Linked DNA regions of Mus musculus: all the other regions are linked to region 3. A link is a contact called in ENCODE POLR2A ChIA-PET data. All regions are on one chromosome and are shown on one strand. The core of a region is the stretch at or near the end of the contact, and the rest is flanking DNA. Distances in the headings are between cores, read along the strand shown. Region 1 holds the start of C230035I16Rik (RIKEN cDNA C230035I16 gene). Region 2 holds the start of H2bc6 (H2B clustered histone 6). Region 3 holds the start of H1f3 (H1.3 linker histone, cluster member).

The links. ChIA-PET counts read pairs that join two places held with the same protein, here RNA polymerase II (POLR2A).
Region 1: POLR2A ChIA-PET joins it to region 3 with 31 read pairs in embryonic stem cell. The contact joins the promoter of C230035I16Rik here to the promoter of H1f3 in region 3. POLR2A ChIA-PET finds 5 or more read pairs at or near these places in 4 of 5 experiments (Patski and embryonic stem cell).
Region 2: POLR2A ChIA-PET joins it to region 3 with 83 read pairs in Patski. The contact joins the promoter of H2bc6 here to the promoter of H1f3 in region 3. POLR2A ChIA-PET finds 5 or more read pairs at or near these places in 4 of 5 experiments (Patski and embryonic stem cell).

The regions. Positions count from the first base shown.
Region 1 is chr13:23,429,728-23,432,427 of GRCm38, reverse strand. C230035I16Rik (RIKEN cDNA C230035I16 gene) reads left to right here and starts at 1,411. Exons shown (of 4, transcript NR_015492.1): 1 at 1,411-1,718; 2 at 2,076-2,199. n-TAagc13 (a tRNA gene) reads right to left here and starts at 1,016; the gene lies at 944-1,016.
Region 2 is chr13:23,619,731-23,622,430 of GRCm38, reverse strand. It overlaps H2bc6 (H2B clustered histone 6), which reads left to right and starts at 1,337. Exons shown (of 2, transcript NM_001177653.1): 1 at 1,337-1,515. It overlaps H1f4 (H1.4 linker histone, cluster member), which reads left to right. Exons shown (of 1, transcript NM_015787.4): 1 at 1-654. The coding sequence ends at 593.
Region 3 is chr13:23,553,627-23,556,326 of GRCm38, reverse strand. H1f3 (H1.3 linker histone, cluster member) reads right to left here and starts at 1,295. Exons shown (of 1, transcript NM_145713.4): 1 at 520-1,295. The coding sequence starts at 1,237. The coding sequence ends at 572.

The DNA.
Region 1 (2,700 bases), core at 162-2,661, 120 kb after region 3:
ATGTGCTGCAAGGGCTTTAAAACGCTGCTAGAGCGTTTCTCTTAAAAAACAAACAAAACAAAACAAAACAAAACAAAACAAATGGCATTGCTGGAAACGGAATGGCAGTTTTAGGGGAGAAATGCAAGAGGAGATTTAGTTCAAAGAAAATACAGAGAAACCCTGTCTCGAAAAATAAAAAAAGAAAAGAAAAAAAAAGAAAGAAAATCTCACCTATCAGTAGCGCATATTTGCTAATTTTGTGCTAATCCTTTTAAACTGCGTTACTCCTGCTCTCAAAATCAGTTACCTGTAGAATCGTGTCAATGAGAGATTAATATTAAGTAAGACAAAGTAATTGACAAAGATTTCAGTTCAACATATCGAAAGTTGTACAAGGGTTTTTGTGCTTGCAATTTCTTGTACCTTCCATCCCATGTGTCAGAACTTTTCTCTAAGCAAATAATTTTCAGAAAGATAGAAAATAGTTCAATTTTTTTCTTTAAAGATAACGTTTGGGCCTCGGATATAAAATATATTAGATAGTCCTGGACTAGGCGTTTCTGCAAGGCACAGTAAGTTCCAACCCACAAGAGCTGGTCCTACATTTCTTTCCATATCTTGGGCTGTATTCCGGGATATTCCAGTGCCGGTAACTGAACTGAAACAAAAAAAGCAAACGACCTAGATCCAAACACCGCTATATACGCTTCCCTGTCTCAACAAAGGGAACGCGTTTGCGCGTTAACAAAGGGAAAGCTGTGAGAACTTGATAGGAAAACAGGAAATACCAACTCCAGAGCTCCAAGCCATTTCCTGGAGAACAGTGTGTGGTAGGAACTAGGCCCTTCCGGGTTGCTGAGAGAACTTCTGAAATTTAACTATAGAGGTTAGAAGTAACGGATTTGGTTGTTCTTGTTCTAGCAGGGTATGATGGGAAAAGAAACAGGCATAAATGCAAAACTGGAGAATGCGGGCATCGATCCCGCTACCTCTCGCATGCTAAGCGAGCGCTCTACCATTTGAGCTAATTCCCCTTCTGATGGTAAGTGGCTGCTACCTTACTCCCTTTTGATAACTGGATGTAATTCAATGCTCGCTGTTATTTTCAGCTCATCAAACAGAAATTGTGGGAGTGGGAGTGGGGTGGGGGTGGGGGTGGGGTGGAGGGGGTGTTAGTGTGTTTGTTGATATGATTTTTTTTATGTCTAATAAAATCCGAACAAGATGATAAAAACTGAAGTGGAGAAAGTAAAATGGAGTATTTAAGAAAGAGTTTCCTGAGTTAGGGTTGGTGTTTTATAATCCCAGAACTGCAGGGAAGGGGAAGAAAGAAGTCCTAAGGCAGGAGAATTGCCCCCTCTTTGAGGCCATCTTGTTTTACATAGCAAAAAGTGAGATTGTGGCTTGGTTGTCACGGAACAGTCCCGGGGTTACTTGCGCCCTCTATAAATGAAAGACGGTACCGCCAGTTCTGGGAATCGCACAGGGGTGCGTACAAATGGACCAGGACGCGGAGAGCACGGAAACAACGGTGCTGGGACCTTGTGCACAGAATCCAGATGCCAGATGGGAATTAAACATTCGGCCGAGAAAAGCAATCTAGTTCCCTGGGCTCGACTTTGACTCACTCCTTGGTCTGCACCAATCCTCACATCCCTCAGGTCCTCTAACTTTTACGACAGTATCCAGAAATCGATTCTTTGGTCTCTACGGCTCCAGAAGGCTCGCTCATCAAGGTCAGTCCTTTGTCTGGCTGTTTTCTTCCTTTTTTCTTTTTCTTTTTCTTTTTCTTTTTTTCTTTTTCTTTTCCTTTTTTTCCTTTCTCTTTCTTTCTCTTTCCTTTCTTCTCTTCCTTCCTTTCTTTTTTTCTTCTTTTTTTAAAATCACTGCCGGAGGCCACATGGCCAAAAGTGAAAGGGTCTGTCCTGGTTAATTTCTCTTCCCTGCAGGCACTGTTTCGAGGAGTTTCAAAATTAATTTTTCCAAAGAAAATATCGAGAAACTGGTAATTTTGTTGAGGTAGAGCCATGGCCCGAAATTCACTGTGTAGTTGAAGATGACCCCGGAGTCATGATCCTTCTGCTTTCTTTCAGAAACGTTCCATTACCTTCGATTAGAAGTGGATACATATATGATTTTGGCCTAAAAAAAAATTTGCAAAAAGGGAGAATGCAAACTTGTCCTTTTCCTTTTGGATTTACGGAGTGCCAGTATCAGGTGTGGTTCCAGGTTCCCGTTCCAGGTTCCAGATAAGGCTGTGGTGAGGTCTCGAGCAGACAAGCACAAGTCCAATTGCCTCTTCTTTTGAAAGTTCGTCAAAAAGACTTCTGCTTGTGGGCTTAATGTTTATTTCTTTAAAACTCAATAAAATCGGAGCAAGATAATTAGAACTAAAAGAGAGAAAGTGAAACATTTAAGTCAGTGATTCTAGAGCCAGCTGTGGGGTGGTGTATCTCAGCAGCGGGGGTGGGTGGTGGGGGTGAGTTGGAGGCCTGCCTGGATAGCTTCATGAATACCAGCTAGTCAGAGCTAGAAAACAAGTCCTGTAAATATGAAGAAATAAATGAATAAACAAATAGGGAAAGGAAATAAAAGAAAAAGAAACACACATCCCGAAATTTGACCCCATGTCTCTGAACTGTGCAAAAAGCCCATACGAGGTCTTTCCAGGGACTTTAGACCACCCGCAACACTAGCTTTTCTCTTTTGCTTATTTAT
Region 2 (2,700 bases), core at 88-2,587, 66 kb before region 3:
AGGCCCGCAAGGCCGCAGGTGGCGCGAAGCGCAAAACCTCCGGACCCCCGGTGTCCGAACTCATCACCAAGGCTGTGGCCGCCTCCAAGGAGCGCAGCGGCGTGTCCCTGGCTGCGCTCAAGAAGGCGCTGGCGGCCGCGGGGTACGATGTGGAGAAGAACAACAGCCGCATCAAGCTCGGCCTGAAGAGCCTGGTGAGCAAGGGTACCCTGGTGCAGACCAAGGGCACCGGCGCCTCCGGCTCCTTCAAACTCAACAAGAAGGCGGCTTCCGGTGAGGCTAAGCCCAAAGCAAAAAGGGCAGGCGCGGCCAAGGCGAAGAAGCCTGCGGGCGCAGCCAAGAAGCCCAAGAAGGCTGCGGGGACAGCCACCGCCAAGAAGAGCACCAAGAAGACTCCAAAGAAAGCGAAGAAGCCAGCTGCAGCTGCAGGAGCCAAAAAAGCTAAGAGCCCGAAGAAGGCAAAGGCAACTAAGGCTAAGAAGGCGCCCAAGAGCCCTGCCAAGGCGAAAACGGTAAAGCCTAAAGCGGCCAAACCAAAAACCTCCAAGCCTAAGGCAGCTAAGCCAAAGAAAACCGCAGCCAAGAAAAAGTAAATTTTCTTTGGCCAACTGCTTAGAAGCCCAACAACCCAAAGGCTCTTTTCAGAGCCACCCACAACTCTCAGTAAAAGAGCTGTTGCACATTCACAGGGGGTGTGGTTAGGGTGGGAACAAACCTTAGTGGGCTGAGCTTAGCAGAGGAGGCTGGGGATATGTGGGTGTGCGCAATGGTGTTAACTCTAGCTTAGCTATCTGAAGGTCTGTACATAATCTCCTGTATGTGTGGTGGTGGTGGGTAAGTTCATATCCCACAAGTGACCCTTAGAGACCATGGGAATGAAGTAGTTTACTCCCGGCTGCCACGTCGATAACTTTTAAGGGAGATAGCAGAATGATTTAGAGATAGAATCTTAAGCATTGAGCGATTCAGTGCGTAAAGAGCAGGATCGATGTCCTGACAACCCCACCCGCATCTCATCTCAGTTCTGACTGCTGAAATCAAGCATACAAACCCAACTAGAGTACTTTTTTTTCTGTGTTCCCCCATGTTTGATAGCGATCGTGCTTAAATAGGTTAGCTATAGCAGATTTGTGCAGTTTAATTCGTACGTCCCGATTGGTGAAAGCGAAGTGACAAGACAGCCAATGAGACAGTAGACCTTCAAGTGTCGTTTACGTTCCTGTTCGTGACGAAACACTAAAACTAACCCAATCCTGAAAGAAATCTTATTAACCTCATTTGAATACTGCGTAATGTAAATGAATGTGGTGTTAACTGGTGACGGAGTAGGTATTTTACCAAATGTTTAGTGTGCCCAAGGGAGGGAGTTAAATTTTACACAATCCCTGAGCTGGCGAAGTCCGAGCCTGCCCCACAGAAGGATTCTTAGAAGCTGCCATCAACAAACAGAAGGACAAGGAGCGCAAACGCTACTGAAAGGAGAGCTTCTAGCAAGTGTACAACGTGCTGAAGCAGGTGAGCCCCAACATGAGCATCTTATCCAAGGCCATGGGCATCAATTACATTTTAAAGCACATTGCCTGCATCGTGCCGCATTACAAAAAGCGAGTAACCGTCATATCTCAGTTGATCCAGACTGCCATTCTCCTGCATTGCCCAGGAAGCTGGCAGAGCACCAAGCCTGTTACCAAGAAAACAAACCAAGTGCGCATTTGCACGAATGATTTCAAGGACTTTAAAGAGCCAGGCATTCTTTCAACAAATGAGTTGTTGTTGTTTCAAGTATCCTTAAACTTAAAACTATGCGGTTTTTTGGTTTTTGTTTGTTTGTTTGTTTGTTTGTTTGTTTTTTCTCAATCTGTTGGACATGTGATCAAGAAGTATAGGCCAAGTTAGCCCGGAATTTTCAATCCTTCCCAAGTGAAATTTATTCCCGTGTACTACCATGCCTGCCAGGGTTCTCATGCTTCAAACTTGTGTTTATGTGAACTCGGTGGTGCCCTGGAAATGAGGGTGATCGTAATGGTTTCAGGGAACCACACACTCACTGGCACATACATCCACATGGCATACAAGTTCAGAATAGTTAATTTGCTATCAATTATAGGTACTAAAATTAACTAAAGATGTTTTAAGCATGCAGCTCTTTATCTGTGCGCTTACGTATCCAAGTTCCTCTTCTAGAGACTGAACCGACCTTAGCATCCCGAGATTGCTCTCCTTGAGCACAAATGAGCACTCTCAAACAATTTCGTTTCAATTGGAGCTTTTGCTTTCTTCTTCATTCCAACCCACAACCTTTTCTTTTTATAAGGTATGTGTCTTATAGAAAAAGGGTTTAAGACAAGAGTTCCCACAGAAATGTGGTTGTTTGTAGATGCTTGCTTTGCAAGCAGGCCAATTTCAATGTGACTGGATTTGCCACTGGCAGAGATTATGCTCTGGCAGAAGGAAAAGCAATCAGGGATGATTAGGTTCTCTGTTACTGTATCTTAAACAGTTACTTAGTTCACGTCTTTGGCAGCTTTCAACAAGTATGTGTCCTAGGTGCCCCTTGCCCATAGTGGTGGTGCACTTGTTACACCTGGAAAGCAGGAAGCAGGCTGAAGCCAGAAGGAGGAAAATCCAGGTCTGTCAGATGTAGCTGTGTCTTCACCAGGCAGACTGGCATCTTGTGCTTAGGGAAGAGATGATGGCAGA
Region 3 (2,700 bases), core at 46-2,545:
GAATTCCAGAGCTCTGAAGTGAACAAAGGGGCGGGGACAGAGAAAAAACGCCAGCGTCCCAGTACGTAAATGTAAATCTTAATATCACAATCTCTGATTGGTGCAACACCCATGACTGAAAGTACGGCTTGATTGGTTAATTCTCAAAACCACCTTGTGTAGCCGGATTGGAAAACTTAAAACAGAGGCTCCAGCCTGTAGCCACTATTGTGAGAGTAGCTTCCTAGAGAACCCCCCTAATGCCTTATCACGCCTAGGCGACATTAGAAAGGACTTCCCGCCAAACTCTTGGAATATGAACACGTGTGTGGAGCACACACAGAAGCAAAAAACTGCCGGCCAGAAGTCCAGCTAGAGCTGAAAATGATACAATCTATCGCTCAACTAGAGTTTATAGATGCTCCTAAATGTACCCATAACAAAGTGCACAGAATTGATCTGCTTCGGAACACATAGCCAGAGTCAGCGGACATACCATGAGAAAACCAGAAAAAGGCTCAGCTCTTTTGAATGAGGTTGTGGGTGGCTCTGAAAAGAGCCGTTTGAGATTTTCAAAGCAGGACGCACCACTCTACTTCTTGCGAGGGGCAGCCTTCTTTGCCTTGGTGGCCTTCGGCTTAGAAGCTTTAGGCTTGGAAGCCTTAGCCTTGGGAGCCTTGGCCTTGGCTGGACTCTTTGCTGCCTTCTTGGGCTTAGCAGCCTTCACCTTCTTGGGACTCTTGGAAACTTTCTTGGCGCCGGCAGCCGCCGCAGGCTTCTTCGCCTTCTTCGGAGTCTTCTTGGCCGTCTTTTTGGGTGTGGCAGCACCAGTCGCCTTCTTAGGCTTCTTGGCTGCTCCCGCAGGCTTCTTGGCCTTGGCCGCGCCTGCCTTCTTAGCCTTGGGCTTAGCCTCACCGGAAGCCGCCTTCTTGTTGAGTTTGAAGGAGCCGGAGGCGCCGGTGCCCTTGGTCTGCACCAGGGTACCCTTGCTCACCAGGCTCTTCAGCCCGAGCTTGATGCGGCTGTTGTTCTTCTCCACATCGTACCCCGCGGCCGCCAGCGCCTTCTTGAGCGCAGCCAGGGACACGCCGCTGCGCTCCTTGGAGGCGGCCACAGCCTTGGTGATGAGCTCGGACACCGGGGGTCCGGACGCCTTGCGCTTCCCAGCAGCGGCGCCGGTCTTCTTCGCCTTCTTCTTCACAGGTGTCTTCTCCACAGGTGCAGGGGCAGCAGGCGCCGCGGGAGCGGTCTCGGACATGTTCTAAGCTTTACTAGTAAAGCAAAAAGTAAGCACAAACAGTCAGAGAAGGTTGTTCCCAGTGCTGCAGGCTCTGGGTTTATATAGAGAGAAGCTGCGTGGTGATTGGTTCCCTGCGCCGTGCGCCGTGCGCCGCGTTGCCAGAGAAAGGATCTTCAGCTTTGCCTTGTGGCTGTGTTTGTTGCCCCTCAAAAAAGTATAAAAATATAAAAAATATGGGCACGAAATAATTAGGGACTTGGGGGAAACTGATCCGAGAGCCTGTAGGCTACATTCTTGCCTTAATTTGTGCACCTATGTTCAAAATCGGCACCCTGAAACTTCTCTGATTGCCCCAACTCTCTTTCAAACTTGACGAAAATTGGGACAACTTTAAGGTTTTCCTTAAAAATACTACTTCTCTCGCGGTCATTAGCAAACTTTTGTTTCAGGACATGGTTCCTCACATTCTTATCATTTCAGGACTCTATGAAATAACTTGTTTTCACGGAAATACATAGGGAAATTTGAGTTTTTCGAGAAAGCAACAACACAAGCTTCCAGGGCTATCTGCACCAAGCTGTAGGAATTGGCACTAGATGGGAAAGCAGTGCATACCGGGGGAATGATTATTGTAGAAAATATCGATTGGATTTTTTAATGATATTTGAGATACCAGTGTGTAATTCCCCTTCGGTTTTCCTGTTTTAGTGATTTAGCCATTTTCTGGAGACGTGATGAGTCTGTGCCATCCCTATTGTAGATCAAAAGCTGAAAGCACATATTTTTCAGATTTGATAGAGAAATGTACACCAACTATCACATGTACAGAAAAAAGATACCTAGGTCAAGAAGGAACAGAAGTTTAGCAACTGGGAGCTGAAGAACAGTGAGATATAACCTGACTTAGCAACTCACTCCGTGTTTAGAGTACAAAGTTTACAGCTGTGTTATATGCCGTGTTTCAGGACCTGTGTTATGCAGCTGTTTCCCCTTGCCAACACTTATCACAACAGTTTTCTGCATATTTCCAGTTTTAAAATGATTTGAATTTCATTATTAAAAACAAGCAGAATGTGAAAGAAAATCTGTTTTTTAATTTCCATGATAGCTGCTGACCTCATTACATATATTACATATATAATATAGTCTGTCACAAACAAAAGAATTAGCAGGTGGTATCCACCAAAGGACTTAAACATTTCATAGTCAGTTATCATTATGATAACTGCAGCAAGAATAAAGTTTCTGGAAAAGGGATCAACCATGGGACTACAAACTTGAAACCATAAGAAGCTTCACTCATTCCCACTCATGACTGTGGAGGCTAATATCACAAATGTGGTTTTGGTCTTAACTCCAAAATATAATTACATCCTGAAAAACAGCAGATTATTCTCTGTAGTAAGGCTTGTACTATTTTGTAGAGATTAAAAACAGGCGATAAAAATCCCTAAGAGGTGTGAGAACAGTGAAACTTATGG